3 separate regions of the Homo sapiens genome follow, and regions 1 and 2 are each linked to region 3. Evidence: chromatin loops called from intact Hi-C (ENCODE). Cell type or tissue: endothelial cell of umbilical vein. All regions are shown on one strand. Links, peaks and the distances in the headings refer to the core of each region. The heading gives the core; the rest is flanking DNA. Region 1 has its middle 9.8 kb from the start of KSR1. Region 2 has its middle 49 kb from the start of LINC03146. Region 3 overlaps LOC124903956 (a long non-coding RNA gene).

Region 1 (10,707 bases), core at 1,236-9,235, 210 kb before region 3:
GTTTTTCTCCAAGCCTTTGTTACTCCTAATGCGGTCCAGGAGCAGCAGCAACTGTATGGCCTGGGAGCTTATTAGAAACGCAGTCTTGAGCCCAACCCCAGATAACTGAATCACAAACTGCATCTTAGCAAAATTCCCACATGACCCAAAAATAGATTAAATTTTTAGAAACACGGTACTCTAAGAAAGTCACGTTCTTTTCAGGTGGAGAGTTTTAAAGATCCCTCAGGCTGCCACATGGAGAGCCAATGGTAGGGAGGCAAGGGCACAGCCATGGCTCTGGTTTTGAGACAGCTGCGGTGGCCCAGGCCAGGTGGGGAGCAGGAACCGGGTGAGAGTGGAGGAGAGGGAGGAAATAGAGGGGATAGAGGACATGTTTTGGAGACAGAGTCAACAGGACAAGCAGATGGATTTAATGTCGAAGGAGGAAAAGAAGAATTCCGGCCATCCTGACCGTGTAGCCTCCACTCCTCCAAAGACGCCAAAGGGCACTTTGGGAAGAGCCCTATCCTGCAGCCAGGTGTAACCACACCCTCAGGTGCCAAACCCACTCTCCCCTACCCACCCCTGCCCCGCCACTCCTAGCATCATCTCAGGACTCAGTAGGTTTCTGTTAGAGCCTGAAGCTCTAGAGTTTATGGTTCGTGGATTTCACCTTCAGTTAAATCAGTCAAGAAATGCACGGAGCCACCCTGGAGATATACATTCTTTTTATTGTTATGATGTACACCTGTGCACATTCATTCATTCATTCAACAAATATCTACTGAACCCCCAATATGTGCTCAGCACTGTGCCCAACTCTAGGGATACGGCAGTAAACAGTAGATTGTGTTCTAGTTTATAGAAGAACTTTCCATCTATTTCAGCTCACAGTAAACTGTGTTGTCTTCCTAAGGCTAGAAAGGGTGCTTAAGGTGGGTGCTTTCTCCCAGCTAGAAAACACCATGGGTTCCTTGTTGGCCTCAGAGTGAAGTATGAATTCTTGAACCAGGGCTACAAGGTCCTGTGTTCCCGGGCCCTGCTGATGTCTCCAAGCTTATCTGCTACCCAAGGCTGTTTTGAGTGAATGTCCCGGTTTGAAGAATCGATGAAAATAAAAAGCCTCTCTCTAGAAAAAAAAAAAAAGACACCCACAACTGAGATCAAATGTCTGGGGGTTTGTGGACCATCTCCTTGAGGCTGTTCATGAACCCCAGGCCTATAGACAATCTTGTCTCTGCCTTTAACTCAACAATCTTGGTCACACCATGGAGTTTCATGTCATGATGTCTTTGCTCAGGCTATCACTTCTGCCTGCAGTCCTTCCTCTCCAGCTCCATATGTAAATTTCTACTAATCCTGGAAGTCTAACTCACATGCACCCCACCTCTTCTCCCATAACAGGAGTAATCTCTCTAACTTCCATGTTCCCTTAAAACTTTGCACAACGACTTATGTTTTATTATTTCCCTACCTGATTCTTTCCCTATCTGGATAGTGAGTCTCCTTGGACTCAGATAGACCCAATATGACCTTGGCAAATTTTTCAGCTCTCTGAGTTTTATTTCCTCATTTGTAAAAATGAGCGTAATAATCCTCCCCCCATTACTTGAGCCCAGGAGTTCGAGACAACGCTGGACAACATGGTGAGACCCTGTCTCTACAAAATAAAAATGAAAATAAATAAAAAATAATCCCTCCCCTCAGGGTGGCTGAGAGAGGTAAAGAAAATAAAGCAAATAGGACTGGCATGCAGTAGTGCTTAACACATGTTTGAATAAACAAATGAGGGAGGGAATGCAGTTTACAGGAGAAGAAACCAGGCCTTCTGTCTAGAGATCTGACTCCCGTGTGCCCGTCCTAGAAGACACATTACTACCACCTGTGCAGTGCAGTCAGAACCAGGCTGTGGATCAGGCTGTAAGGAGAAACAAAGTTGAAAAATGGCCTGATTTGGCCTAAAACTGAAGCCACCCAAGTTGTTGTGGGCTTTTTCAGGCAACCTGGCAAGAGACAGAACTGCTCTGGGAGACGTAGGGAGAAACGTCCTGGGAAGGCCAGGAGGGGATGTGGGTGCCCTCTTTTCATTCAGTTACTTTCTGAGCCATTTCTCCTCCTCTGCTTTCAAAACCCTTGCCCAGCTGATACCATCAGGGTACACCCTGTGCTCCCTCACTTGCTGTTTCTTGCAGTCTTCTCCCAATCACTTCAACTCAGTTATCACAGGCTCTAGCTCCCCCTCCATGCCATGCTTCATCAGAGCCTCCAATCCTCTTTCAGTATCACCTTTTTCACTGTCACCCACTCATGTGCTTGCTTCCCTTCTAACCCCGAGTAGATCCCACGCTCCACCATGACTGTCACTCCCCGGCTGAAACCCTCAATAAACCTGCCCCTCTCTGTCCATCACGTAAACCTGGCTAAGTCCCAACTCTTCCAAAACCTAACCCTCACCTTCTTCAGGCCGGTGCCAGAGCAGCTGCAGGTGCTGGAGAAAAGCGCACAGCACTGTTGACGGGTTGCTCTTTAAATTCATGATCCAGCCAGGTGCACGGCTCACGCCTGTAATTCCAGCACTTTGGGAGGCCAAGGAGGGCGGATCACCTGAGGTCAGGAGTTCAAGACCAGCCTGACCAACATGGAGAAACCCCGTTTCTACTAAAAATACAAAAATTAGCTGGGCATGGTAGCAGACGTCTGTAATCCCAGCTACTGAGGAGGCTGAGACAGGGGAATCTCTTAAACCCGGGAGGCAGAGGCTGCAGTGAGCTGAGATTGTGCCACTGCTCTCCAGCCTGGGCAACAAGAGCGAGACTCTGTCTCAAAAAATAATAATAACAAAATAAAAATAAATAAGTAAATTTGTGACCACAAACCTCAAATTGGCATTCCTCATACCTGGCAATCCCACCAACCTTTCCTAGAAAGTTTTCCAGTTCCCTGAGATGGCTGTTTCATACTGTCTTCTATCTGCACAAACTCCCCTGCACTCCTCAGCTGATGGGCATGGCTCGCCCTCCTTTGAGAAACTCAAAGCCCTCAGGCCAGATCTATCAACCCTCCTGCCCCTGCGCCCAGGCTTCCTGCCTTTCCTCCTGCAACCGCCGAAGAGGCATCCTGCTGGAGTCTAAGGCAATGTCTATCTGCTGGGACTGTGGATCCCAGGCCCTCGAGCAGGCTCAAGGCCTTTGATCCAGTGAGTATCCTGCTTTTCTCTGCATCATCATTTTCTCCCTTTCTGCTCTGTTATTCTTTTTTTTTTTTTTTGAGACAGAGTCTTGCTGTGTCACCCAGGCTGGAGTGCAGTGGTGCTATCTTGGCTCACTGCAACCTCCGCCTCCCAGACTCAAGCAATTCTCCTGCCTCAGCCTCTCGAGTAGCTAGGATTACAAGCATGTTGCCATCATGCCTGGCTAATTGTATTTTTAGTAGAGATGGGGTTTCACCATGTTGGCCAGGCTGGTCTCAAACTTCCGGCCTCAAGCGACCTGCCCACCTCAGCCTCCCAAAATGCTGGGATTACAGGCATAAACCACTGCACCCAGCCATCTGCCCTGTTATTCTGATTTGCACACAAACATATTCTAGTATCTCCCTTAAGGGAGGGAGGGAAGGAAGGAAGGGAGGGAGGGAGGGAGGGACCACTCTATCAGTTAGGGTCCTGGCAGAAATCAGGATTCTCTCAGTTGGTTCAACTGATTCAAAGAGGCTACTAACAAAGTTAAGGGAACAAACAAGGATGTTGCAGCACCCAGAGACAAATGAAGGTTTGTAGGGTGACAACTCCTGGCCCAGAAAGGACCAAGGGAAGAAATAGCATTCCAGGAGCCATTGAGAAAAGGGCAGCCTGGAAGGAACTGCAGGCATGGAGGGGGACACAGCTCCTGCCCGAGACAGGGCACTGAAGCAGAGAGGGATGGGCAGAACACCTGCTCTCTCTTTCCTCCAGCCTTCAGTTCTCCTGCCTTTGCTTCCCCTTGGCTGAACCCATATGGAAGTGTTCTAACCAGAAGAGCCCCAGTAATGCAGTGCAAAAGGGTCTCTCTCCCCCGGGGCCCAGAGTGGGACCCAAATGGACAGTGAATGGACCTTGGATGGGATAATGGCCAGCACACCTTCCCTCATCCCCAAATCCCCTTCCAGCTTCTGCCCTTTCTCTGCTTACGTTTATAGCAAGACGTCTTGGAAGAGTTGTCTGTGCTTGGCCGGGCACAGTGGCTCACATCTGTAATCCCAACACTTTGGGAGACCAAGGCAGGAGGATCTCTTGAGCCCAGGAGTTCAAGATCAGCCTGGGCAACATGGCAAAACCCCATCTCTACAAAAAAATACAAAAATTAGCCAGGCATGGTGGCATGTGCCTGTGGTCCCAGCTACTTGGGAGACTGAGGCAGGAGACCACTTGAGCCTGGTAAGTTGAGGCTGCAATGAGCCACGTTCATGCCACTGCACTCCAGCCCAGGTGACAGAGTGAGACCCTGTCTCAAAACAAACAAAAAAAACCAACACAAAAAAAGAAGTTCCACTGTTTTACTTTTGCAAGACTGAATTTCCTCATAGGCACCTAAATATTCTACTGGGTCTTTTAAAGGAAACTTCCTTTCCTATTAAATTTATAGTCACATATATTACACATATATGTGAAATATGAACAGAGGATCTGGCAACCTGGATTTGGGAGTTGATGAGGTCTCGTATTATTGACATATAATTCCATAAAGTGAAGACTCAGAATGAGGTCATCTCTTTGCCCCCTCTGGTTCCAGCCTCCATGAGGCAGCAGCATGAAGAATGGTTTAAAGGCCAGGGCTGCAGAAGCGGAAATTGTTTAAATTTCATTTCTAACCCTCCTTTGCAATGTGACCTTAACCAAGTCACTTTATCTCTCTGAGCCTCAGGGTTCTTATCTGAAAATTGCCTGAGTAGGGTTGTCACAGAGATTAAGTGAGCAATACACAGAAAGCCCCCAGCCTCTGAGCCCTGCATGAGTAAGCACACTGGAACAGTGCCAATCATTTCCATAGCTAGGATATTATTTTCCAGAAGCTTCCCAATGATCACAGGCTACAGAAAGAGGTGATGCACACAGATTGGGGCAGTGAGTTGAGGGCTGGCAGCTGTTTCTGGCAGGTTGTTTGGAAGGGGATGAGGAGTGACTAGAAATGAAGGATGACGTAATGTCCTTTCCAGGGTCAAAGCATTGAAGGGATTATGGCATCTATTCCCACAAATATGAGTCAAAATAAAAATAACACTAAAAACCACAAAACACGAAATCTAAATGTATGGTGAAATGAAAACAGTCTCTTTCTAGATGTTCCGATTGCACCATTCCAGATAAATTCATTGAAGCCGAATTCATGTTTTCAATGCCCTTGCTCTGTTGCCTGCCTGCAGGAAATGCAGCAAGTGTTTGAGTCCAGGAACAAAAATTCCTGGGATCTGAATGCCATGAGATACTTTCACATCTGTGATATAAGTCATGATGATGATCATTCATTGATTGAGTTGATTTTCTGTTGTACCATTGTTTTTTAAACTCTTTGAAGTCCTTTCACCTATATCAGCTTGCTTGAATGCCACAGTGGTAGTCAAAAGGTAATCAGTATTAGCTCAGTGGGTTTTATTCATAGAATAACCAGAAACATAGCCTAGACCTCTTTGACATCAGTTGAGCCATCTGAGCCGATTATGATTCCTGCCAGGACCCTAACTGATAGAGAGGTCCGCTCCCTCCCTCCTCCCTCCCTCTCTCTCCCCGCCTCTTTCTTTCTTTCCTTCCTTCCTTCCTTCCCTCCTTCCTTCCTTCCTCCCATCCTTCCTCCCTTCCTCTGTCTTGCCTTCCTTCTTTCTTTCTTGAAGGGAGATACTAGAACATGTTTGTGTGCAAATGAGAATAAAAGGGATAAAATGGTAGTGCAGAGAAAAGCAGGATACTCGCTGAAATGGAGGCCTCGAATCTGCTCGAGTCGTGGGATCCAGAGTCCGAGCAGAAGGTGCTCCAATCACAAGCCAATTGACCTTGAAATCGCTCTTTGCCTGGAGACCACCACCACTTTCACTCCTACATAGCGATATACCACTCAGGACTCAGAAGTCACCTCTTCTTGGAAACCCTCCCTCACCTCCAGGCTGGCCCAGCTCATTTCTTCCAAGCCACCAAAGTCTCCCATGCTTGTCCTCAGTGTCAGGGGACACTCCTGCCTCAAAACTCTCTGCTTTCTTACTCTTGCACTGGCCTGTGAGCTCTTTGCAGAAAGGGCCCCACTCACATATCACAGTGCTCCAAAAAGCTTGCGGTTCATCATTGAATTGAGTGGGTCAATTTAACACAGAGATCTTTCACAAGCTGGATTTAATATCCTGGGAGGACCCATTTTATGGTAAGTAGAGGCAACACTAATCTCGTCCCCGGTAGGAGACAAAGATCCCTCTGCCGCCATCACGCACCCATGAACACAACACATATTATGATAACCATGGTGCCTGAAATTCCACCATTCAAGAATCGTTTCTTGTCTTCTGACATTCTTGTTCCCCTGGACAGGTGGGACTGGAGTGATGTGGGTGGGTGGTTAAGTGCCTAGGCGGGGAGGGGTAAACTAAAGACACTAGGGCTTATGATGATTGCCCTTCCTGCAGCTATGCTCCCCATTTCATGGAGATTGAAATGCCTCATCTGTTCCCTGTGCCCTGGGCATCTGAGAGGAATGCTTAGTTGCTCAGTATCTAGGTTCCTTATGCCAAAGTTTTGGTGACACCGTTCTTATTATTTTTTTCTTTAAAATTGTTGCCCAGGCACAGTGGCTCATGCCTGTAATCCCAGCACTTTGGGATGCCTAGGTGGGAGGATCACTTGAGCCCAGGAGTTCGAGACCCTTGGGCAACATGGTGAAACCCCATCTCTACTAAAAATACAAAAAATTAGCCGGGCGTGGTGGTGCATGCTTATGGTCCCCATTACTCAGGAGGCTGAGGTGGCAGGATGCCTTGAGCTGGGAGGTGGAGGTTGCAGTGAGCCAAGATCATGCCACTGCACTCTAGCCTGGGCAACAAGAGTGAAACTCCGTCTCAAAAAAGAAAAAAAAAGTTGTATTGGCCAGCCTCAGTGTTGCAAACCTGTAATGCCAGCACTTTGGGAGGCCAAGGCGGCAAATCACTTGAGCTCGGGAGTTGAAGACCAGCCTGAGTACCATGATGAAACCCCATCTCTACCAAAAATATAAAAAATTAGCCAGGCGTGGTGGTGCCCGCCTGTGGTCCCAGCTACTCAGGAGGCTGAGGCAGGAGGTGGAGGTTGCAGTGAGCAGAGATCGCACCACTGTGCTACAGCCTGAGCAACACAGTGAGACCCAATCTGAAAAATAAAAAATAATTAATAAATAAGACAGAGGTTGTCTAAAACTTTTGTTAAGTTCTATTGTTCAATCCTTGCTTCATGAACATTAAATTAAATTAAGAAATAAAGTCATATTGTACTTTTTCTGCCTTTGAATGTCATAGACAGTCAATGCCAGTGAGAGGCTGGGTGTGATGTGACTCAACAGGACATCCCAAGCCGCAGTTCCTGAAGGGATAGCAATGGTGCCATGAGGGAGGGGTTGTGGTGTCTACGTTTCTGTCAGTGGGGGAAATCTGCTCTCAGCCCCCACACCAGTGGGGAAGCTTCCCTCTCTACCAAAGGGAGTGGAATAAAAGAACATGCTGGGCCTGGTGGCTCATGCCTACACTTTGGAAGGCCGAGGAGGGTGGATCAATTGAGATCAGGAGTTCGAGACCAGCCTGAACAACATGGTGAAACTCCATCTCTACTAAAAATACAAAATTAGCTGAGCGTGGGGGTGCACAACTGTAATCCTAGCTACTCCAGAGGGTGAGGCAGGAGAATCGCCTGAACGCAGGAGGCAGAGGTTGCAGTGAGCCGAGATCATGCCATTGCACTCCACCCTGGGCGACAAGAGTGAAACTGTCTCAAAAAAAACAAAAACAAAAAAACAAAAACAAACAAACAAACAAACAAACAAAAATGCATATCCCAGAATGGCAGTCCCAGGAGAATTCCCAAGGAGAAGGCAAAAAAACTGAGCAGGAAACAGGGAGGGCCAGAAAGCTGCAGGGCAACCTCCCCAGAGAGAGGGTCCCGCTCCTCTCCCATTCCTTCCCCACCCATCTGGGCAGACCTTATCCCATCTCAGCATGGAGCTCCAACAGCCCCGAGCACCCCTGCTCACCGTGACCCACTCTTCACACTGCACCCAGAGCGCTCTCTCTACCCACGAGTGTCTAGTGCCTCCCTCTTCAACCTTCCAGACTCTGTCCTCCCCCATCGTTGTGGATGGAAACAAGACAGGGCCAGACAGGGCCAGCTGCATGGGCCTATGACCTGTGCAGTCACAGAGGGCCCTGGTGCTAAGGGCCCCACACTTGGTTTAATGCTCTGCTATAACTGCCTTTACATTCCTCATGACACATGACCAAGAGATCCACATTTGCTTTTTCAGTGGGGTCTGCAAATTATGTAGCTAGACCTGGTACACAGCCTCACCCACTGGGGATTAATATTTAAGTCCAGGCTTCGAGGCTCAGGAGTATGAAGTCACATTTCTGTTTAATAGAAGAATTACCAGACTCGAAATTCTCACCTCCTTAACCACAGTCTTCAGCCAGGCCCTATCCCTGAGGGTCTCTGGGCCTTCAGGGCCTCCCTTTTGGAAGCCAAGTCTGTTGCACAAACCTGCTGGCTTGGTGATGTGTCTTGGCCAGCCTGATGGTGCCAGGCTGTGGGCAGTAGTCTTCCCCCTGAGCAGCTGGCATCCTACAGTGCCCAGGCCACCTGGCTGAGGTGGGCTCCAAGTTTCTCTGTAGATGCTCTCACCTGATAACTAAGGCCAGCAGGCAAGGTCTGACAATTCTTTAGAAGGTTTAGAGAAGATTCTCATTTTTAGCTAACACGCACTGAGCAGCTCCTACGTGCAAGGCACTGCTCTAAGCACTTTTAGTGCACATTCCAGGAACCTCACCATCATGCTATGAGGGAAGTACTATTAATGACTACTGCCTAGTTATTACAAGGAAACTAACGTTCAGGAAGATTAACTACACCTCACTGGCCACTCCTCGTCTTCCTGCTGGGTTTACCTCATTGTCTAACCTCTAAGTGCAGATGCCCCGGGCAGGCCTCAATTCTCTCCTCCTTTCAGTCCACCCTCTCACCCCTGTTGGCCTTCTGCCACCTCACCCATCCACCTAATCTATCAAATGACTCTGAACTCCAGATTCCACCTGCCTTTCAGCATCTCCACAGGGATTTCTAACAGACAAGCTCAAACTCCGTGCATCCACAACAGAGCTCCTGATCCCCCATCCCCAACTTCCTGGCTTCTGTAGCCTTCCCCCATCTTAGACACTTGCTTGACCAAAACCACTGGAATCATTCTTAATTCTTCACTACCCGAAATCTAATTCATTAGCAAATCCTGTCAGCAAGACTTTAAAAATATGTGCACACACAAAAAAATTATATGCAGATGCTCCTCTACTTATGATGGGGTTACATCCCAACAAACCCATCGTACGCTGAAAATAATCAGGTTAAAAATACATTTAGTGCACAACCTATGAAACATCATAGCTTAGCCTAGCCTACTTTAAATGTGCTCAGAACACATACATTAGCCTACAGTTGGGCCACATCATCTAACACATACTTGTCTTATAATAAAGTGGTGAATATCTCACGTAATTTATAGAATATTGTACTGAAAGTGAAAAACAGAATGTTTTATTCTTTTTTTGTTTTTGTTTTTGTTTTTGTTTTGAGACGAAGTCTCGCTCTGTTGCCCATGCTGGAGTGCAGCGGCATAATCTCAGCTCACAGCAACCTCCCAACCTCTGCCTCCCGGGTTCAAGCGATTCTCCTGCCTCAGCCTCCTGAGTAGCTGGGACTGCAGGTGCCACTATGCCCAGCTAATTTTTTATATTTTTAGTAGAGACAGTGTTTCACTGTGCTAGCCAGGATTTGTTGTTGTTGTTGTTGTTGTTGTTGTTGTTGTGTGTGTGGTGTTTTTTTTTTTTAAGACAGAGTTTCGCTCTTGTTGCCCAGGCTGGAGTGCAATGGCATGATCTCGGCTCACCACAACCTCCGTCTCCCAGGTTCAAGTGATTATCCCGTCTCAGCCTCCTGAGTAGCTAGGATTACAGGAATGCACTACCATGCCCAGCTTATTTTGTATTTTTAGTAGAGATGGGGTTCCTCCATGTTGGTCAGGCTGGTCTTGAACTCCTGACCTCAGGTGATCTGCCTGCTTCCGGCCTCCCAAAGTGCTGGGATTACAGGTTTGAGCCACCTCACCTGGGCAACAGAATGGTTTTATGGTTACTTGGTATGATTTCTACTGCATGTATATGTCTTTCATACCATGGTAAAGTCAAAAAATTGTTAGGCTGAACCACTGCAAATCAGGAAGTGTCTGTATGTATAGATCTATAGATAGATAGAACACAATAAAATTGATAAATTAGACTTCTTCAAAGTTCAAAATGTTTGCACTTCCAAAGACACTATTAAGAAAGTGAAAATAGGCCAACTGTGGTGGCTCACGCCTGTAATCCCAACACTCTGGGAGGCTGAGGCGGTTGGATCACCTGAGGTCAGGAGTTCAGAACTGACATGGCCAACATGGTGAAACCCAGTCTCTACTAAAAATACAAAAATTAGCCGGGCGT
Region 2 (10,707 bases), core at 1,200-9,199, 150 kb before region 3:
TGAGCCCAAGAGTTGGAGGCTGCAGTGAGCCCTGATTGCACTATTGCACCCCAGCCTGGGTAACAGAGAGAAACCCTGTCTCAAAAATAAAATAAAATAAAATAAAAAGTGTGCATGTTACACAACTAATAACAGGTTCAACCCAGGCTGGCTAACTGCAGAGTCGTGCTCTAAACCCTGAGCTGGAGCGCAAGGAACCCTCAGTACAGTGGCCATGCCTCCTTGTTCCTGTTGCCCGGGCTGACTGCCCCAGTTGGCTGTAGTCAGAATCTGCTCCCAATCAGCCAACCTGTGCAAGAGCAGGGCTGGCCTACCTGGAGTGGTGATGTGGCCGACAGAGGATGCCCTCAGTGGGTGAGTGACAGTGGCCCACACCCTGCATCTCTTCTGAGTCTCCTCCCTACAACCCCTCTGCTTTGGCAGCACTAAGAGCTTTCAACCTCTTCTTCATCACTTGCTTCCTGTGGACAGGGACAGGCCAGATCACATGCCATCTGGTATCCAGGCTGCGAGAGCCAGAGAAGGCCTCCTCCATCCTCACCAGGCTGGAGGGTACAAACAAAAACCTCCCTTCCACTCAGGGCCACTCTGGGGCTATGCTTTCTGTGGTGGCCAAGCCTGAGTCTAACTATTACCGAGACCAATTATTAATAGCAAATATTTAGTGGGACTTCCCTGAGTGACAGGCATTGTGCTTAGTGGGCTCCACACAGCATGTCTGTTAGCCCTTACCACGGTGCGCCCACCACAGCACGTCCGCATTTGCAGACAAAACACTGAGACTTGATGCGCTGAGCGAGTCACCCAAGATCACCTGGTTAGCACCCAGCAAGAGCAGGCCCATCTCTTGACTGTTGGGCAGTTCCCTGGACTCCCCCCAAGGGGAGCTTCCTGGCCCTGAATCCCCAGGGGCTTAGGTAAGGATGGGAGGGGCTCTTCCCTCTGATGGGGGCACATCAAGACAGATAGAGCCCAGGAGAGAATCTCAGGGCTCTTCCCACCCACAGGAATGGGAAGGACACTATCTCTGTGCCTGGCAAGATGGTAGGCACTTAATATATCTAACCCCATCATTCAATAGTAGCAATAACCCTGCTGGAAGGAATATAGACTTTGCTCGGGGTCCTGAGCAAATTGACCCAACATCCTCTGGCTGGGTGGTGCTAACATGGCTGAAAGCCAGAGGCACAGCAACCGATGGAGTCAGAGTCAGGTGCAGCTCCAAGCACTGTTCTGTTTACCTATCCAGCATCCCTTTTCCCTTTCTCCTTCAACAGACCCCATCCTCTCAGCCACAGGGAGGTCATGTGACCCAAGTTGAGTCAATCAAAGGGCCTCATTTTCTAGCTTCAGTGTCACCAAGGGAGGGGCACATGACCCAAGCTGGGCCAATCAGAGTTCTTCTCCATGAGTTTTCAAATTGAAGCAGGGGGAGACACTCTTTTTCCTCTTTGGCTATAAAGCTCTGAGGAAGTAAGCCCAGAGCTCCTGGAGACATATTTTCTTCCAGTGAAGAAGCCAGTCCCAAGGAATGAAGGTGTATCACCTGGAAACTGAATTGAGCCATGAGTAACAGAAGCCTGACCACAGTGGCTTTTCGCATGAAGAGAACTTCAGAAACAGGCAGTTGCTCGTGTTGGTTCAGTGTCAGGGCTAAGTTCTTTGGGATTCTCTTAGCCCAAGATGATTATCTTAGCCTCAAAATGGCTGCCCCAGCACCAGTCCTCAAGCCTACCTTCCAGGCAGAAAGATGAGGGAAGAGGCAGGGGTCAGCCCTTTAAAGAGCATCCTAGAAGCCCCACTCAAAGATTTCCATTTCTAGCTCATTGGCCATTCCCATGTGCAGGGAAATCTGTGAAACACACCTCACCATCCCTTAACAATAGAGGGGTTCTGTTGTTAAGGAGGAAGGGGAGAGTGCTTGCTGGGTGGTGTTTAAATCTTGCCTATTCTGCATAGTTCTGTGGGCCAACAAATGCATCTTTTTTCAAGCTGGCTTGAATTGGGTTTCTGTCACCTGCCACCAGGGAACCCCTGATCAGCAGCAGATAACCTATGTCAGAGACCCCCCTGCCTCCTCTGGCTTTCAGCTCAGGATTTCTCTCACAAAACCCCTTGCTGCTTCAAGCAGAAACTTTTGGCATCAATTTCACCCTTACTCATGATTGGATTCACAGCAGTCTCTAATTTCCCAGTCGACTCATTTCCCACCCTGGTAGAAGGTCCAAATTGGGCCTTGTTCCCAGCAAGAGTGAGGCTGGGGGAACTGCACAATGTCACAGGCAGGCTCATTAGAGAAGAGCCCAGGAAACAGAGTGCAGACCTGGAGGGCCAGCTCACCCAATCCCCCATTTGGGAGATACGTAAAAACTGAGACCTGGAGAAGGGACTTCAATTTGCCCAGGGCCACAAAACTGTCTCCACACCCTCATATTGATCCTCGGTGGAAGCCCCAGGAGGCTTGGATAGGGAGGTCCAAGGTGCCTGTCCAGCCTTGCGGCCCCAGGGGATACCTACTCATCCAGCAGGAACTCTGAGAGTCCTCCTGCTGGAAGGACTTAGAGAAAAAGGGAGAGAGAATGAAATGACTCTCCCGTGACTAGCTGGCAGTTGCCATTGATAGCTCGCCTGGGGATTGGCAGGACCCAGTGCTGGGCCTCCTGCCCAGCTCCCTGAAGGGTAGGAAATGAGTTGGCATGCAAATCGGGAGTCCACTGTTATCCCAGGCATGAGTAAGGGCAAAACAGCTGCCAAAACAAGGTTGCTTCTGCTCAAAGTAGCAAGGAGGTTTGTGAGGGAAGCCTGCACTGAGACCAGAGCCGGGACTCCTTACTTACCTCACTGCTGTCTGGCTCTGCGACCTTCAACAACCCGCTTAACCTCCTGGGGCTTGGAAATTCCACACATCACCTCGGACAGCTGCGTTTCTTTGCTTGTTCATTCATTCAGCCAATGAACATTCCTTAGCATCTGCTTCCTTAGGAAGGGACATATGGTGGGAAGAGTTAAGGCTTTGCAGTCATAGACCTGAATTCAAAGTTAAATGATTTTGGGCAAGTCATTTAACCTCTGTGTGCCTCAGTTTCCTCATCTGCAAAATGGGGTAAGAATACTTCCTTCACATGGTGGATTTAAGAATCAAGTTAAACTAGACAACATAAGGGTCTCTAATAAGTGCCAAACACAGCAGTTGTCAGTAGTCTGATGGTGATGATGATGACGGTGATGATGGTAATAATGATCTGTAAAGCCCAAGCCAGTGCCTAAAGCATAAAAGATGTTCAAGAAGTTGTAGTTACTGACTGGGCATGGCAGCTCACACCTGTAATCACAGCACTTTGGGAGGCCAAGGCAGGTGAATCACTTGAGGCCAGGAGTTTGAGACCAGCCTGGCCAAAATGGAGAAACCCCATCTCTACTGAAAATAAAAAAAATTAGCTGGGCGCAGTGGTGCATACCTATAATTTCAGCTGCTCCGGAGTCTGAGGCAGGAGAATCGCTTGAACCCAGAAGGTGGAGGTTGCAGTGAGCCAAGATTGTGGCACTGCATTCCGGTCTGGGCAACAAAGTAAGACCCTGTCTTTATTAAAAAAAAAAAAAAAAAAAAAAGGCCGGGTGCAGTGGCTCACCCCTGTAATCCCAGCACTTTGGGAGGCCAAGGCGGGCCAATCACCTGAGGTTGGGAGTTTGAGACCAGTCTGACCAACATGGAGAAACCCTGTCTCTACTAAAAATACAAAATTAGCTGGGCGTGGTGGTGCACGCCTGCAATCCCAGCTACTAGGGAGGCTGAGGCAGGAGAATTGCTTAGACCTGGGAGGTGGAGGTTGCGGTGAGCCGAGATCGCACCATTGCACTCCAGCCTGGGCAACAAGAGCAAAAGTCCATCTCAAAAAAAAAAAAAAAAAGAAAGAAAAAAAAAAGAAGTTGTAGCTACGGTTACTGTGTTACTGTTGATGTCAGCAATCATAACACAACAAAGTGCTTAACACGCTTCCTGATGTAGCAGATGCTCAAGATGTGGTGGCTATTGATGCCTTTATTTCAGTGATGGCATCATGACCTGCCCAGTGCCCAACACGGAGTTGATGCTCAATGCATGTGAGTTTCCTTCCCTTCAGCAGAGGTCTCAGAGCACCCTAACCTTTGCAAAGGATCCATTGACATCTAGAATGGAGTTAGGTACCCTTGGGTACCCACAGCAGGGTGCGTGTGAATCCCAGGGTCCCATGGAGGCTTCCCCTGCAGGGTAGTTCACAACCCAGCTCTCTCTCACAGCTGTTGCTGGAGGAGACAGATCTTTCCAGCAAACCATAAGCCTGGTACCAGACCAGCCACTATCCCCCCACCCCCAATCCATGTTTCCCAGCCCAGGACCAAGCTGGATTCTGCTCTCCCTGCCCAACTTTTATATTCCCAGCTACTTATAACACTGGCTGAAAGCAGCCTGTGTCTGAGGCTAAATGGGTGGTGAGAAATCTGGCCTCCCAATCACATGCGAAGCCCCTGGCACCCATCAGAGCATCTCATCTTCCAAAGCATCCCTCTAGCTTTTTTTCTCTGTGCCTGGCTCTCTCTCAAGCATCGGTAGCTCATTTCTGGTCTGGAGCTCGGGCCATGTGGTTCAGGGAGAGGTCATTTCATCTATCCAGATAGCTCTGTTTTGCAGTCACCTAGACCATAGAGTCCTAGCCTGTTGGTGGCCCCAATGTGCTGTGCTTCTCTTTCAAACCCTCACTAGTACTAAGGGGCAAGGTGGCCCTGACTGTCTGCAGGGAAGTGGAGGAGAAGATGAGGAGGAATGTCCAATAGCATGGAGACAGGGAGGAGGAGGGCACGGTGCTGTCTGTAGAGTGCAGAGAGTGGGACGGGAGAACCAGAAGCCACTGCAATGTGGTGAGGGGCAGGAGCTGATGCTGGAATCCCACATCTGCCACTTCCTAGCTGTGTGCCCTTGGGCAAGTTACTTAACCTCTCTGAGTTTCCATTTATTCCTCTGTAAAAGACAGAAAATAAGTCCCACTGTAGAGTCATTGTCAGGACTGAGAAACCGTTTGAGGAGCTCCAGCAGCACAGTGCCTGGCATGCAATTGCTGCGTCTGCTGTCTTCCTTTTACCTCCCCTAAACTCGGATCCCTGGACCGCAGAAGGCTAAAAGATCCAAATCCACTGCTCCCTTGCTTTCCCCAGGATTTGCCATTCAGAAAAGAGATCAACTTGAGGAAGACAGCCTTAGCTTCAAGTTCAGCTGACTGGCAGTTGAGTCTCACCTAAACTGCCTGATTTTTAAAATTTGTCTATTTTTTGAGATAGGATCTTGCTTGGTTGCCCAAGCTGGTGTGCAGCGGTGCAATCTCGGCTAACTGCAGCCTCCAACTCCCAGGCTCCAGCAATCCTCCCATCTCAGCTTCCCGAGTAACTGGAACTACAGGTGCTGGCCACCACGCCTGGCTAATATTTTTATTTTCATTTTTGTAGGACAGGTTCTCCCCATGTTGCCCAGGCTGGTTGAACTACTGGGCTCTAGCAATCCTCCTGCCTGGGCCTCCCAAAGTGCTGGGACCATAGGCGCAGGCCACCACGCCTGGCTCTAAATTGCCTGATTTAGAGCTGGTCTCTGTCCAGGACAGCGGCAGTCCCAGCTTGAGCATGCATGGCGCAGAACCTTTGGCTCATCAGAAGGGGGGACGGGGGAGAGGCTGGCTAGAGGATCACAGGAGAGAATGTGTCTGAGGCCCAGGCCTGATGCAGGGACCTCCTGCCGGCTGGTGAGATACGGCCTCCAAGGCGCTTTGTGGCAACACCAGGGCATGGCCTAGGTGAAGGCCAACAGGCCCTCCCCACAGGGCTGGAACAGGAAGGGAGAGAAGTGGTGACCCAAGAGGCCCCCAAGAGGCTCAACCGGGGCGGGGGAGGGCCAGAAATCACCGAGGGGCGTGGTGAGCAGAGCAGGAGCCGCTGCCGCCACCAGGGGGCGAGGGCCTAGGGAATCCTGCTCGCTGCCCTCACAGCGTCCCCTTGCGGCTGGGCGGCTGCCAGTGCTGCTGGCCACCGCCGAGGGCTAGAAGTCCCCGTTCCCATGACACTCAGAAGATGAAGGGACTGTGCGGGTGCGTGTGTGTGCATGTAAATCGGGGAGAGGAACTGGATTTAATATTTACTCCCAATCCGCAGGTTTGATGTTCCCGGCTCTCCTTAGGGACCCCCACTGGCCTCGAGCTCTTCGCAGGAAGGGTGGTATCTAGCTTGTTCACTGTGGTCCCCCAGGGTTCAGCACGCAGCCTCGAATGCTCAGGAATGAATGGATGAATGGCTGAATAAATGATGAAAGAGGACAGCTTTCAGGGACAGCCTGCCAGGTGTGGGCAGAGAAACGAACCTGAGAAGTCCGCCATCCCCCTGGCTCCCCACGTCAGGGCAAGCAACAGCTTATGATGCTACAGGCTGCTCCGTGCAGGGTGAGGAGCATCCCCGCTCTGCTACCTACAAGCTGGGTGACCTCGGGCTCTTCATTTACCCTCTCTGAGCCTTGTGACACCATCTAAAAACAGAGACCATAAGACTGTCTAGAAGGAGGTTGTTTTTCTGTTTTTTTAATTAAACATGTGAGGCGGGTGAAAGGGCATCATGTGGTCACTGCTCACTACACGGACATTTCCTTGGCCAGGCGGGGTTGGGTGGGCAGAGGGTCCCCTCCCCCAGCACCCTGACCGGCGTCCTCTTTCTGTCGCAGCGCCCTGCCAGCTCTCCAAGCCCGTCGTGCTGTGCTGTCCGCTGCCTGCTGGCCCACGGCCAGACCAAAACCAGAGACGCCGGCTCCGGCCAGCAGCAGCCACTCCCCTCTTCCTCCTTTGCATTCCCCACGCCGCCCCCTGCTCCCAGCCTCTACTCCTTTCTTTCTTTCTTCAGTGGCTTCTCCGCCTCTCTTTGTGTTCCTTCTAGAAATCGTTCCAGCCTGCTGGAGAAAAATAAAACAGAAATCTCCTCCTCATCCACCTTCTGTGATGGCAGTACTCACAGCTCCTCCTCTTGGGCCCCCTGGCCTCTGAGAGCCACCCACACCCACCCTGCGCCCAGGCCCTGCACCCGAAGCTCCCCCGGTGAGGAACATGGGCATTCAACAGAAGAAAAATACCATTGATTTTGGAAGCAGAGCTCAGGGGAGCTGGGCTGCACTCCCAGCTCTGCACAGATCTCAGATGGGAGCTGAATCTCTCTGGGCTTGGGTTTCTTTCCCCGAAAAACATGGACCACTCTAGGCTCCTGTGCTACTCCATTTGACATGACAGCAGCCCCAGCTTAATAAGGCTGGCATCCCAAGAGGACCAGCCTCTCAAACAGTGTCCTGGGCTCAGGCCCCTGATGTACCCTCCTCTTGGAAAAATATCTGATGGAGCATCCCACTGTGAGTACTCCCCTACCTCAGAGTAGGAAAAACCCCTGAGGTCTCATTTATTGACTGCTTACTGGAGGTCAGTCACCGTTCTTTGAGCTTCATGTGAAATATCTCATTTAATCTTCACCACCATTTTTTGAGGTCAATACTATTGTTTCCCCCATTTTACAGATAAGGAAACTGGAACGACCTGTCCAAGATCACATATATATCAGAGGCAGGATTTGAACACAGGTATTTTTAACTTCAAAGCCGAGGCACTTTAATCATCATCCTTTCACAGGAGAGACAATGCACAAAAGGCAATAAATAAAACTTCTTCCTAAATCTGGATGGATTTTATGCAAAGAGAAAAGTCAGAGTAAGTAGTTCTGGGACTTTTGACAAATAAGAGATGGAAGACAGATCCACATAATAAAAAGTATGTGGGGTTGGGGGCGGAGGAGACTGGTGTTGCTTAGTCCTGGGTTGGAATACCCGTTCAATTTGCTAGCTGAGTGGCCACAGGTCAGTGACGTTACCTTTCTATGACTTGGGTTGGGGGATTTCTCTTCCACGAGAACTAAGATCCTACTGAATTGACCATCCCACAGATAGAAAGTGTTGACAAAATACAAAAACAAAACAAAACGAAAAAGCAAAACAAACCCAAAACCAACGCGAGGCACTGAAGAGTGAATAAAAGCAAGTAGGCCCTGGCTGGGAGTCAACACTTGGAAGAAGGGCATGACATATGGTGAGTTATCTGTTTTTCTGGCTTTGATCTTGAAGGTGCGCTGCAGTCAGCAGAGCACACTTGGGGAACCTGCGGTCTTTCTGGCCTAAAGAATCAGAGTACAAAGTTTAGAGCAACCACAGCCACTGGAAAGTGAAGTGGGGAGTGCCATAAAGGAAAGGCTCGGAAAGGGGGTGGCTCCAGATCCCATCTGTAAACTCTGCCCAAATCTCTCACTGCTCCCTGAACCACACATGCATGAAAAATACTTTAGCAGAGGAAAATAACTGAACTGAGGTTTGAGCTGCCACCGAAGAGCAGAGTTTGAAGTTAATTGCCTAATAAAAAGAAAGAAATCAACATGTTTCGGAGGACTAACAGAAACCAGAGCCTCTACAGCGTAACATGAACAATGTCCAGGATAGAATCCTGTTCCTGTATAAATATGTTCTCAAAACACAACAGAACTAAACTAGAAATCAGTAACAGCAAGATAGCTGGAAAATCCCAAAATGTTTGGAGATTAAACAACACACTTCTAAGTAACACACAGGTCAAAGAAGAAGTCTCAGGAGAAATTTTTAAATATTTTTAATATATGAAAATGAGGCTGGGCATGGTGCCTCACGCCTATAATCCCAGCAATTTGGGAGGCTGAGGAAGGTGAAGTGCTTGAGCCCAAGAGTTCGAGACCAGCCTGGGCAACAAAGTGAGACCTATCTCTACGAAAAAAATAGAAAAAATTAGCCAAGTATGGTGGTGAAAGCCTATAGTCCCAGCTACTCGGGAGGCTGAGCTGGGAGGATCACTTGAGCCCGGGAGTTTGAGGTTACTACAGTGAGCCATGATCGTGCCGATGTACTCCAGCCTGTGTGACAGAGCATGACACTGTTTCAAAAAAAAAGAAAATGAAAATGAAAATACAAATCTTCAAAATTTGTTGAATGCCGTGAAAGCAATGCTTAGAGGGAAATTTATATCATTAAATGCATATATTTTAAAAAAGAAAGATCTAAAATTAATAACCTAAGTTTTCCCCTTAAAAAACTAGAGAAAAGGGGCAATTTAATCTCAGAGCAAGCAGAGGAAAAGGAATAATAAAAATTAGAGCAGAAACCAACAAAACTGTAAACAGGAAATAAATAGAGAAAATAAAATCTAAATCTTGTTCTTTTAAAAGATCAATAAAAATGATGAACCAACATCCAGGCTAACTAAGAAAGACAGAAGACACAAATTACGAATACAGTAGTCCCCTCTTAATGGCAAGGGATATGTTCCAAAACCCCTGAAGTGTACCTAAAATAGGCGGTAGTATCAAACCCTGCATATACTATGTCTTTCCTGTATGTACCTACTTATGACAAAGTTTCATTTATAAATTAGGCACAGTAAGAATAATATAATAATAATAATAATAAAATAGAACTAATAATAAAATAGGACAATTATAACAATATACTGGAATAAAAAGTATGTGAATATGTTCTCTCTTTCTCTTTTCCTCTCAAAATATCTTATTGTACTGTGCCCATCCTTTTTCTTCTTGTGATGATGTAACATGATAAAATGCTTATACAACAAGATGAAGTGAAGTGAATGATGTAGGCATTGTAACTGCCCAGTGAGCTCACCTTACCTGCTGCCTACAGAGAGCCAATTTATCCAGACAGAGGAATTGCAATAGAGAAAGAGTAATTCACACAGCCGGCTGTGCTGGAAACTGGAGTTTTATTATTACTCTAATCAGTCTTCCTGAGCATTCAGGGATCAGAGTTTTTAAGGATAATTTGGTGGGTGGAGAACCAGTAAGTTGGGAGTGCTGATTGGTTGGGTCAGAGATGAAATCATAGGGCCAGGCAGTGGTGGTTCATGCCTATAGTCCCAGCACTTTGGAAGGCTGAGGCAGACTGATTGATTGAGCTCAGAAGTTTGAGACCAGCTTAGGCAACATGGCAAAACCCCATCTCTACAAAAAATGCAAAAATTAGCTAGGCATGTTGGCTCACACCTGTAGTCCCAGCTACTCCAGAGGCTAAGGCAGGAGGATGCCTTTAGCCTGGGAGGTAGAGGTAGCAGTAAGCCGAGATCGTGTCACTGCACTCCAGCCTGGGTGACAGAGTGAGACCCTGTCTCAAAAAAACAAAAAAACAAACAAAACAGGGCCAAAGCTGTCCTCTTAACGCTGAGTCAGTTCCTGGGTTGGGGCCATAAGATCAGATGACTCAGTTTATGAATCTGGGTGGTGCCAGCTGACCTGCAAAATATCACAAGCACTGATCTCAGGTTTTACAATGGTGATAATTTCCCCAGTAGTTCTTTGGGGATGGTCAGAATCTTGTAGCTTCCAGCTGCATGACTCCTAAACCATAATTTCTAATCTTTCGGCTAATTTATTAGTCCTACAAAGGCAGTCTAGTCCCCAGCCAAGAAGAGGCTTTGTTTTGGGAAAAGGCTGTTATTGTCTTTGTTTTAAACTGTAAACTAAGTTCCTCCCAAAGTTATTAATAAAGTTATTAATAGTTTGTCCTATGGTCAGGAATGAACAAGGATAGCTTGGAGGTTAAAAGTAAGATGGAATTGGTTAGGTCAGATC
Region 3 (10,707 bases), core at 956-8,955:
CTTTGGCCATTCCTGAAGCCCTCTCAGCAGGGTCCTCTGTCCTTGCCAAGAAGCTAGAAAGAATTAGAAGACAGATGAGTCAGAATGGAAGGTAATGAGGTTTCTGGGCTTCCAGGGGTGCTCACCCAACCCTCAGGGCTTCCCCTACTGCTCTTCCCCTTTCTCACCCCCACCCAGGATTTCTTTCCCCCTGTAAATGAGAACTGCCCCCACTCCCCACCCTCCACTCTGCAGTCAGTGGGAGGATGCATGCAAGAAGCTGTTGGAGCTTGAGGGAAGGGAGGAGTGAGGGAGATGCCCCTGATGCTGGTGTCTTCATTCTCTGAGCTGGATAGGGACTAACCGTGGGGCAGCCTGCTACCAGCAACACTGGTTTTTCTTTTCTTTTTTTTCCTTTTTTTCTGAGACGGGGTCTCGTTGCCCAGGCTGGAGTGCAGTGGTGCGATCTTGGCTCACTGCAACCTCTGCCTCCCAGGTTCAAGCAATTCTCCTGCCTCAGCCCCCCTTAGTAGCTGGGATTACAGGCACACACCACCACGCCCAGCTAATTTTTTTTTGTATTTATAGTTAGAGATGGAGCTTCACCATGTTGGCCAGGCTGGTCTCTGACTCCTGACCTCAGGTGTTCCACCCATCTCGTCCTCCAAAAGTGTTGGGATTACAGGTGTGAGCCACCACTCCTGGCCCAACAGCACTGATTTTGCAGGGCAAAGCATTATTTGTCTTGAGTCAGTCCTATGGCCTACATAAAATGTGGTCCCCTCTGGATTCGCGGCTGACCCTGGCACTTGTAGCTGGAGAAGGCATGCAAACATTGATGATGCACAGTGCTGGCTCTCAGATGGTAACATCGGTCGCCTCCCCATCCCACTTCATTTACTCAACAAACATTGATTTGAGCCCCTGCCATTCTGGGCCTGGGGCCCAGAGGAAGAAAGGCACGACCCCAGACCGTGAGTGTTCTCTGAGAAGCAGACAGAGGCAACGCTGCTGTGAGAAGCAGAGAGAGGGCTGAGACCATCCTGAGGACAGCAAAGAGGGCACTAACCTGGAAGACGGGCGGCAAAGATGTCTGAACTGAGTCTTGAAAAGCCAGCCAAGCTGCTCACCCCAAAAGAAAGTTTATTCTGGCTGAACCAACCAGCCAGAGGGAAGAGACTTCAGGGATTTCAGTGCTAAAATGGAAGTGTTTACAGTCTCCCTTCCCCAGAGACCCTCACGCTTGCACCCCACCCCAATCCCTGGACTCCCACAGTACCTCCCAAGGGAGAATAAGCAGAAAAGACCCCAAGGGGAGGTATTGCTGGAAGCCTGGCAGAGGGAAAAAGCTGCTCAGTCTTCTGATGAAGGGGGGAGTGGGGACGGGAGCTGAGCTCATTCCTGGCTGTTGAACTGTGCTCTGCCAGAGCTGGGCCCTGTTAACCCTACAGTGAGTTAACCCTACAGTGAGTCCTGAGGGCTTGGAGGGAGCTTTCCCTCAAATCTCGGCATCCAGACTGCTTCTGCTCTGCCCACCAGCCCCGCTAATCCTGGCGGCCACTCATTCATTCACTGGTTTGTTGAATTAATAGTGAGGGAGCACCTTCTCCTAGATCCTAAAGATACAGCCATGCACAAAACAAAGACCCCACAGGTCTTTATTCTAGTGGGGGAAGCAGACAGAGAATGATCAAACGAGGAAGGGAGGAAGACAAACAAGAAAGGGAAAGGGCGAAGAGGTGGACCCGTTCATATGGGAGGGAGAGGCTCAGTAATAGCGGGCATGGGGCAGAAGTCTGAAGGAAGGGCAGGGGGCGGGAGGGAGGGGAGAGGAATCCCAGAGGGAGAAAGCAGCACCTGCAAAGGTCCTGAGGCAGGCCTGTCCGCAGAGCCCTGAGGGTGGGCCGAGCAGGAACTCACTGTGCATGGAGACACGCAGAAGGGTTTAAGAGTGCCAGCTCTGAGCTCATGCATGCCTAGCGGCCTGCATTTAGGCAGAATTGCTTCATCTCCCTAAGGCTCAGTGTCCCTGTCTGTAAAATGGGAAGAATGGTGTTACTGCACCATGGCTTTCTATATACTTTTTCTAAATAAATGGCAGTTATTATCAGGATAATTATAAATGCAATGGATACATGTTCAATAGTTAGTATTAGCACTTTCCCAAAGGGGATTTCCAACAAGGTAAGACACTAGATTTTTTTTTTTGGTTTTATAAAAATATCTTAAATTACACTGATAGTAACACATGTTGAGAGTGAGGTATGTGGGCATCAAGTATCAGCAATCACAAATCACACTCACGCCTTCCCCCACTCCTCACAGGTGGGGCTTGCCCCCATTACTCCAGAGCTGCCTTACAGGCACCAAAAGCAAGGCCTGGAGGAGCCAGGAGCTTGGCTGGATCTGAGCAAGACAGTGTCAGAGCCAGAATTAGGCTGCAGTCATCTTTAGAAGGAAGCAGAAAGTTTCTCTTTGAATTGACACTTCCTCCCATTTTCTTTCCATTTGAGTAAGCACAAACCTTAAGAGTTTAAGCCTTTTTCAGAAAGTTTGGAGCTATGGTCGGTGTAAGGAGACAGCCATCTCCCTTTTAATCTTTGGTTTTGAACGTGAGTGATTGGGAGGTCCCTCGACGACTGGCCTGGGTCTTCAGAAAGGTCTCAAGGATGTGAGCAGGCTGTAGCAATCCTGCTCTGGCCCCCACCCTGCTGGACAGCCCATGGTGGGTGATGGGTGCCACAGCTGATCTGGAATGTTCTGTTCATTTGCCCCCCTGCCAACCCTTCTCCAACCTTCGAGGGAGCCATCCCACCTGGCCCATGCCTCCTGCCACCCAGCTCACACCCCTCATCATCAGAGCGCAGCACGACCCAGCTCTCTCTCCTGCAGGAAGCACATAGCCCTCCCTGCCCTGCTTGGCCCACTGTTCCCAGCTTTCTCAGAGCCCAGTCCATCCTACCGTGGGTTAGCGATGGTGGGAGAGATCAGTGCAGACCTGTCCTAGAGGCGCCTGCCAGAGCAGGGGAAGAAGTAATGACAATGAGTAAACCACGTGCTAATTTTCTTTTTTTCTTTTCTTTTCTTTCTTTCTTTCTTTCTTTCTTTCTTTCTTTCTTTCTTTCTTTCTTTTTTAAGGCAGTTTCACTCTATTGCTCAGGCTGGAGTGCAGTGGTGCGATCTCAGCTCACTGCAACCTCGACCTCCCTGGGCTCCCAAAATCCTCCCATCTCAGCCTCCCAAGTAGCTGGGACTACAGGTGTGTGCCACCACACTGAGCTAATTTTTTTATTGTTTGTAGAGACGGGGTTTTGCCATGTTTCCCAGGCTGGTCTTGAACTCCTGGGCTCAAGTGATCCACCAGCCTCAGCCTCCCAAAGTGCTGAAATTACAGGCATGAGCCACCCTCACCTGGCCTGAGTGCTGAAAAACAGAAAAGCCTCAGAGGCCAAAGATGAAGCACTGGATGGAAGTTGACCTCCAAGCAGGGAGCAGGCAACTCAGCACCAGCCTAGGCTCCACGTGGGGCTGAGAGAGGGGGAAGGCCACCGACAGTCCCTGCTCCATGGGGAAGGCAGCCTCTGACTCTGGCTGACGGGCCGGCAGTCGGATAAGGATTGGCTGGCAGGAATGGGCATCCAGCTGCCTCTGCTGCTGCTGTGAGCTGGGAATGATGGTGCCAGTCAAGTCTGCATGGCCAGGTGGCCGGGCCGGGGTCTCTCAGCTCCAGTGGCTGAAACACACTACAGAATCATCAAACCTAGTCTGAGATAGTCATGAAAGAGATTTAGAAAAAGACATAGTGATTTTGTTCCCCATTTGCTTTTTCTAAAAACACTCCTCTCTAATAAAATGTATGACAGCAATAGCTCTCACTTATTGCTCATTTAATGTGTGGCGAGTGTTTTCCTAAACTCTTTATATATGTGTATTAGCTCATTTAATCCCCACACAAATCTTATGAGGTTTTACCACTGTCTTCACTATATAGATAAGGAAATGGGGGAGTTTATCTCCAGGAAAGTTAAGAAACTTTACCAAATAACTTGACCAAGGTTTAAATGGGGGTCTTACCCAGAGTCAACTTTAACTTCCAGACTGTCTCTACTACATTTTCTTTAAACAGCTCTTTGTGACGGGCTTGACCTTGCTGCAGGGTCTTCCTGTGATTCCCAATTCTTTGGATTCAACCCACATTTAAATCAGTCCTCCTGTTTCTGCCTAAATAAACCAATGCTTATAATATTTAAATATTTATTAAGAGTCTCTATCTCTGCAATGGTATATTTCCAAGATAATTTTTCTGATGAAACCCAGAAGAGAGAGAAAAAGAGAAATATTGATTGAAACCCATATTATGACGATAATTTTGCTGGATAAATATGTTTCTTTTCTTTTTTTTGAGACAGAGTCTCACTCTGTCACGCAGGCTGGTGCAGTGGTGTGATCATGAATTTTTTCAAAATATTAGATCACTAGCTAGAGCTTAGAAATCCTTTGTCATAAAGAGAAAGTTTTGACGAAATGGAATTTGCCATAGCATCCATACTTGCTTACATTTACCAAAGGTTAAACTGTTCCCACGTATCACCTTCTGTTGGGCAATTTACCTTTGCTCACTAGGCATTGGCCAGGGGAGAAATGGTTTACATTTGAGAAAGAGGCCTAAAGCACACAATGCATCCCTACTTTAATTTTTCAAGAAAAATGCCTGCCCAACCTTAAAAAAATCAGGTAAGTAACACAGAGAGTAGGGACTATCATAAAACTATTTACAAAGCTAACTGGGATTAAAGTAGCCCTCAGAGCTTTTAGTGACATCTCCTGACCTCTGCTGGACACATTTGGGATTGCATAGCTCCCAGGTCCTTGAAAGTAACCAGCAAAATAAGAATCTTAAAGTTTACAGAATGCCTCATCTAAATCTCTCATTTCAGAGATGAAGAAAATAAGATTCAATGGGCTTATGTGACCTACCCAAGAGTACACAGTTACTTATGAAGTGGCATATTCAGGACCAGTACCTAGAAATGATTTATTGCCCAGTAAACCACATATGCAAATGTTGATTAACTTCATTGGAATGAATAAATACTCTTTGGATTATCTTTAGAGTACCATCATTTTTAGAAATAAGAACAGCTGACAAGGACAAAGTGGTAACCAAGAGTCAAAATTAGAATTATTTGAGCAAGGTCATAGTTACCTTTATATCCCGTATCCCATATCCCCTAATCCCATAACTCCGTCATTATCTTCAGTGACTGATGATGTCTGTAGAGTAACAAAGAAGAGAGTCGGAGAATTCATTTTCACAAAACCCTTTTTTTTAGTTGTAAATATTTATTCCTGATTGTAGTTTGTTAAAATGAGCTTGCCTTCCTAGAGGAAACTTCAACTGGCCATAGGAAATAAGACTCCCCAGGGTTAAGAGGACTGTTCCTTTCAAGAACTAACTCTACCAGTGTTCCTGCAGAGACACATGGAACCCAAGGGAGGCACCCAGAGGTCTCTGATGCTTCTTCAGCTGGGAGTTTTGGGTCTCCCTATTGAGGCTGTATCTAGAAGAGAAAGCTGAAAGACCACTGAACTATGTAGTCAAATTATTCTACACTTTAATATCTCCAAATGCATAGTGTTAACGAAAGGAGTAGAGTATTATATTTGAAAGAACATAAGCTTTGCAGCCATGCAGTTAGTGGCTGCTTACTATCTATGTGAGCTTAGGTAAATGACTTAATCTCTCTGAGCTTCAGTGTCCTCACCAATAAAACAGGAATCATAAATGATACTTTTCCAGAAAGTTGTTTGAGAATACATGAGATTGTGTGTGTGAAAATCCTAAGCAAAGTACCTGGTGCTACAGGCCAAAGGGAGGGATAATGTTTGATTTCTTCATGGAATTAAATATACACCAGATTTTTTTTCTTTTTTTGGATACTGGGTCTCATTCTATTGCCCAAGCTGGAGTGCAGTGGTGCAATAACAGCTTACTCCAGCCTCGAAGTGATCCTCCCACCTCAGCCTCCTGGGTAGCTGGAACTATATATAGGCACATGCCACCATGTCTAGCTAATTTTTTTCTTTTAATTTCTTGTAGAGACAGAATATTGCTATGTTGCTCAAGCTGATCTTGAACTCCTGATCTCAAGTGATCCTCCTGCTGCCTCCTGCCTCAGCCTCCCAAAGCACTGGGATTATAAGTGTGTGAGCCACCGCACCAGGCCTATGGCAGATTTTTTTTTTTTTAATTTCAGACAGGGTTTTACTCTGTTGCCCAGGCTGGAGTGCAGTGGAGTGATCTTGGCTCACTGTGGCCTCAACCTCCCAGACTCAAGCAGTCCTCCCACCTCAGCCTCCCAAGTAGCTGGGACCACAGGCACCGCCACACCTGGCTATTTTTTTGTATTTTTTGTAGAGATGGGTTTCACCATGTTGCCCAGGTTGGTCTCAAACTCCTGGGCTCAAGCGATCCACCCACCTCAGCTTTCCAAAGTGCTGGGATTACAGATGTGAGCCATTGTGCCTAGTCTAAAGTGTCTCTTTAAGGCACTTGTGAATAGAGTCTTGTCCATTTTAGATTATTTTATTGGGTCTTTGAGATATAGAATTGAGTATTTCTCCATGATAAATGCATAAGTCAGCACTTTTTTTGTGAGAAAAAGTGTGTCTGGGCCAGGCACAGTGGCTCATGCCTGTAATCCCAGCACTTTGGGAGGCTGAGGCGGGTGGATCCCTTGAGCCCAGGAGTTTGAGACCAGCCTGGGCAACATGGCAAAACCCCACCTCTACTAAAAATACAAAAATTAGCCAGTCTCATACACAGCCTCAAAATTAATTAATTAATTAAAAAATAAAAAATTTTAAAAAGAGACACTTTAAATGGTTTAAAACATCCCCACTCAAGATTTTGTTGTTGTTGTTTGCTTTTTGTAGTTTTGCTGTGCCTTCCCCATGATAAAAAGTGCTCTTAAAACTTGGCAGCTGTCTGGGTGCAGTGGCTCATGCCTGTAATCCCAGCATTTTGGTAAGCTGGGGTGGGCAGATCACCTGAGGTCAGGACTTTGAGACCAGCCTGGCCAACATGGTGAAACTCTGTCTCTACTAAAAATACAAAAATTAGCCGGGCGTGGTGGTGAGTGCCTGTAATCCCAGCTACTCGGGAGGCTGAGGCAGAAGAGTCACTTGAACCTCGGAGGTGGAGATTGCAGTGAGCCGAGATCGCACCACTGCACTCCAGCCTAGGCAACAGAGCGAGACTCTGTCTCAAAGAAAAGAAAAGAAAAGAAAAAAAAACTTGGCAGCTAAATTGGTTGTGTGTGTGTGTGTGTTTAAACATATCACAGACATTTGCTAAGCACATTTCCTTCAAGAAGAGAAGAAACAAGTTTTTGTCAATAAGAAACTGTGGATATGACGCCTCCCTGAGTTAATTAAATCAACCCAGACTATTTTTCATTGCCATGAGGGAGAGAGAGTACACCCCTGTCCCTTTATGGTATTAGAGATTGTCTAGTCCAGCGTGCTCTATGGAACCCTGCAGGAGTCACAGCAGGGCACTACTGAGAAAGTGCCAAGAGGACAGGACTCTCTTTAACCAGAGCAGCACTGCGTCGACCAGTTTTATGATTTATCTGCTCCTATAAGGAAAATTTGTTTGCATGAAATTTCCTGTGGCTGAAACATATTTGCAGAACACAGATCTAGGCTCATTCCCTAATTTTACATATGAGGAAGCTGAGGCTTGGGGAAGTGAAATGACATCACTAAGTTAAAGCAGAGCTGGAGACAGTACTCAACGGTCTGTATCAGTCGGGGGACTTGGTTGCTGGTTAGATGCCAATTCTGGATAATCAAAGCAAAGACTCACAGGGGCTTGCAAAATTGACAGGAGCCTGATAGGCTTGGAAATGGCCAGAACCACGAGCACACTGGAAGGCCAAGAAGCTGGACAGAGTTCACAGAAAGTCCATAAATAGTCTCATAACCAGAGGAGCCTGTAGAAATGTTGATGCCTCTCCTGCCTCTTCTGCAATGCATGGCACCAACCTTCTCCTCTGATATGGTTCGACTGTGTCCCCACCCAAATTTCATCTAGAATCTCCACAGGGACCCCGTGGGAGGTACTTGAATCATGGGGGTGGTTACCTCCATGTTGTTCTTGTGATAGTGAGTGAGTTCTCACGGGATTTGATGGTTTTATAAGGGGCTTCCCCCGTCTTTGCTCTGAGCTTCTTGCTGCCGCCATGTGAAGAACGACATGTTTGCTTCCCCTTCTGCCATGATTGTAAATTTCCTGAGGCCCCCCAGCCCTGCAGAACTGAGTCAATTAAACCTGTTTCCCTTACAAATTGCTCAGTCTCAGGTATTTCCTCATAGCAGCATGAGAACGGAGTAATACACCCTCTTATTCTCATGTCACTTGATTTAAAGTCCCAGGAGAGAGTCCATGATTGGCTGGGTTGAAGTCACATGCTCACACTCGGGCTGGATGGGAGCCAGGAGAAACAGGTCTGGCCCCTTGAGCATCCCTAGTGGGAGCACTGCCCACAATTAGCCATCCACATTGGGGAAGGGTAATGCCCCAAAGGGAATTTTGGCTATTGAGAAGGGGAAATGGATGTGGGCAGCCCAAAGGGCAACTAAAGGGAGCCTGATGGCGCATAGCAGATCCCGATAACATGGACACTTTGTCTCAAGCAGAAAGAGCTACAGCAGGGAGAAAAGGATCTTTGCTGATGTTGAACATCAACAGGGTAAGCCTCTTTTCTTCAGTTACATTATTGCTACAGTTGTGAGAACCCTGGCATTAGTCTCTATACACTCCACCAGCTCATCACTAACTGAAAACTAGTTATTCAATAATCCTATACCCATTGCTGAGCAGCCACTCTTTTAGAATATTACTTTTTTAAACATAGGTGTAGGCCCAAAGTCAGGATAAATAATAGGTTGAGCCTTTAGGGATGTCAGAGTTCTCTGGAGAAACAGAACCAATGGGATGTATATGCACAGGGAGAGGGATTTACTTTTTAAAATTGGCTCATGCCATTGTGAAGGCTGGCAAAGTCCAAAATCTGCAGGGTCAGCAGGCAGGCTGGAGACCCACGGAAGAGGTGCAGCTGAGCCCAAAGGCAGTCCACTCACAGGATTCCCTCTTCTTCTGGGCAGGTAATCATTTTCCTATTAAGGCCTTCAACTGGTTGGTTGAGGCCCACCTACGTTGTGGAAGGTCATCTGCTTTACTCAAAGTCTATTGATTTAAATGCTAATCTCATCGAAAAAATACCTTCACAGAAACATCTAAAATAATGTTTGATCAAATATCTGGGTATCGTGGCCTAGCCAAATTAACACATAAAATTACCCATCACAGACGGGTCTCAGAAAAGGAACTGGGAAGGTTTGAATGACTTTACAGCCAACTGTAGCCACAGCGTGACCTTGGGCAGTCATTTTCCTCTCTGAGCCTCATTATCTGTAAGATGAGGGGCCTGAATTGGGTGATCTGTAAGGGTTTGGGCATAAAATGGCAAGGTGAGCGTGAACATCTAGTTTATCTCCCCTCCCGGATTCTCATGGGGGAATTTCCAACGGAGTTTGGGATGGCAGGGACTTGGATCAGACACGGAAAGGAGGCAGAGGATGCTCGTTAAGGTGTTTCCTACCCAGCACCCATTTCCTTCTGCCCTACAGTATCCCAGCTTTCATTCAGATTCCTGCCTTCCCTCACGTAACCCATGTGCTTCAAGACTGACCTCATTGCCAGCACCAGGGATTGGTCCAATTGGCCTAAGCGGATTTCTATCCCTAACCATTGATTGTTTCAGGAATCCAGGCCTGAGCGGATTCACGCATGACGTCTCCCTGGACACAGGGATGGGTTCACAAAGGGGTTGGAGTCACTGAGATGTGAGGAGAAGTCTGCTGGCAGCTTCTGGGACATTACACCCTGGTGCTGAAGAGATCGCTGCCGGAAGAGGCTGTCTTCCTGGGCATGTTGTCAGGTGAGGCCTAGAATTGTGGCAGCCACCTTGCTGCCAGCACAGGGGAAAGATGAGCCTGGGGAGTCCCAAGAACCAGAGCGGGAGCCCTGATTGCCCCACATCCCATCCCCCACCCCCACCAGCGACCCACATTTTAAGCAATGGGAGCCAATAAATCCTCTATATTTCTGTTACCGTAGCAAACGGAAACCTAACAGAGACACTGTAAAGGCTACTATTCCAATTTTTCTGGAATTAGTGCTGGGAGAACCCTGACAGAGCCCTTCTCCTCTTCTGTCTTCGATAGCCGGGGGCGGGCCGACCCAGCACGCAGGAGGCTTGCACCGCAAAGCCTTCTCGCTGAACCAGGCAGCAGATCCATCCCACGGGGCTTCCTCCCACGTGAGAAACGTAGGAAAAGACGCTGCAAATCAAAGACGACCACCCTGGAGAAGCAGGAGAAACTCCCCAACTTGAGTGAATGTATCAACATTTCAGAAAATGTAGGAGGTGGATGTTACTGTTTAATCTGCTCAGCATCCTTCCCCCACCCCTTTTGATAACTGGCCTCATCCACTGGACACACTTCTTGGAATGAGACCCGGGCTAGGCCAATCAGCCTCTCCCTGAAGTGTTTCCCTGAAGCTGGAAGAGAGGAACTCTGTTCCCTCTTGGATTACAGAGCTGAAAGGAGATGAATTTGATGCTACTAGTGTTCATGTTTCTAACCAAGGGAGATGGG

What was found. Peaks named below come from ENCODE experiments on the same cell type or tissue, not always from the same donor. Only the 100,000 strongest peaks of a DNase experiment are listed, where the experiment ranks them.
Region 1: a loop joins it to region 3, with 2.8 times the contacts of the local background. A loop is called at or near these places in 45 of 110 quality-filtered maps.
Region 2: a loop joins it to region 3, with 5 times the contacts of the local background. A loop is called at or near these places in 15 of 110 quality-filtered maps.

The regions. Positions count from the first base shown.
Region 1 is chr17:27,441,245-27,451,951 of GRCh38, reverse strand. No RefSeq gene overlaps it. Among named protein-coding and RNA genes, the nearest start is that of KSR1, 9.8 kb to the left of the region's middle. In endothelial cell of umbilical vein, for the core only: no CTCF peak of the experiment used is centred there; a DNase peak (open chromatin) is centred at 5,041; H3K27ac peaks cover 2,069 bases.
Region 2 is chr17:27,376,452-27,387,158 of GRCh38, reverse strand. No RefSeq gene overlaps it. Among named protein-coding and RNA genes, the nearest start is that of LINC03146, 49 kb to the right of the region's middle. In endothelial cell of umbilical vein, for the core only: a CTCF peak has its summit at 5,988 (motif pointing right); DNase peaks (open chromatin) are centred at 2,728, 4,058, 5,988 and 6,788; H3K27ac peaks cover 4,831 bases.
Region 3 is chr17:27,230,997-27,241,703 of GRCh38, reverse strand. LOC124903956 (a long non-coding RNA gene) reads left to right here. Exons shown (of 2, transcript XR_007065676.1): 1 at 1-91; 2 at 3,281-3,845. LOC105371704 (a long non-coding RNA gene) reads left to right here and starts at 9,906. Exons shown (of 3, transcript XR_934632.2): 1 at 9,906-9,986; 2 at 10,273-10,475. RefSeq lists an enhancer at 2,834-2,933. In endothelial cell of umbilical vein, for the core only: a CTCF peak has its summit at 4,806 (motif pointing left); a DNase peak (open chromatin) is centred at 4,813.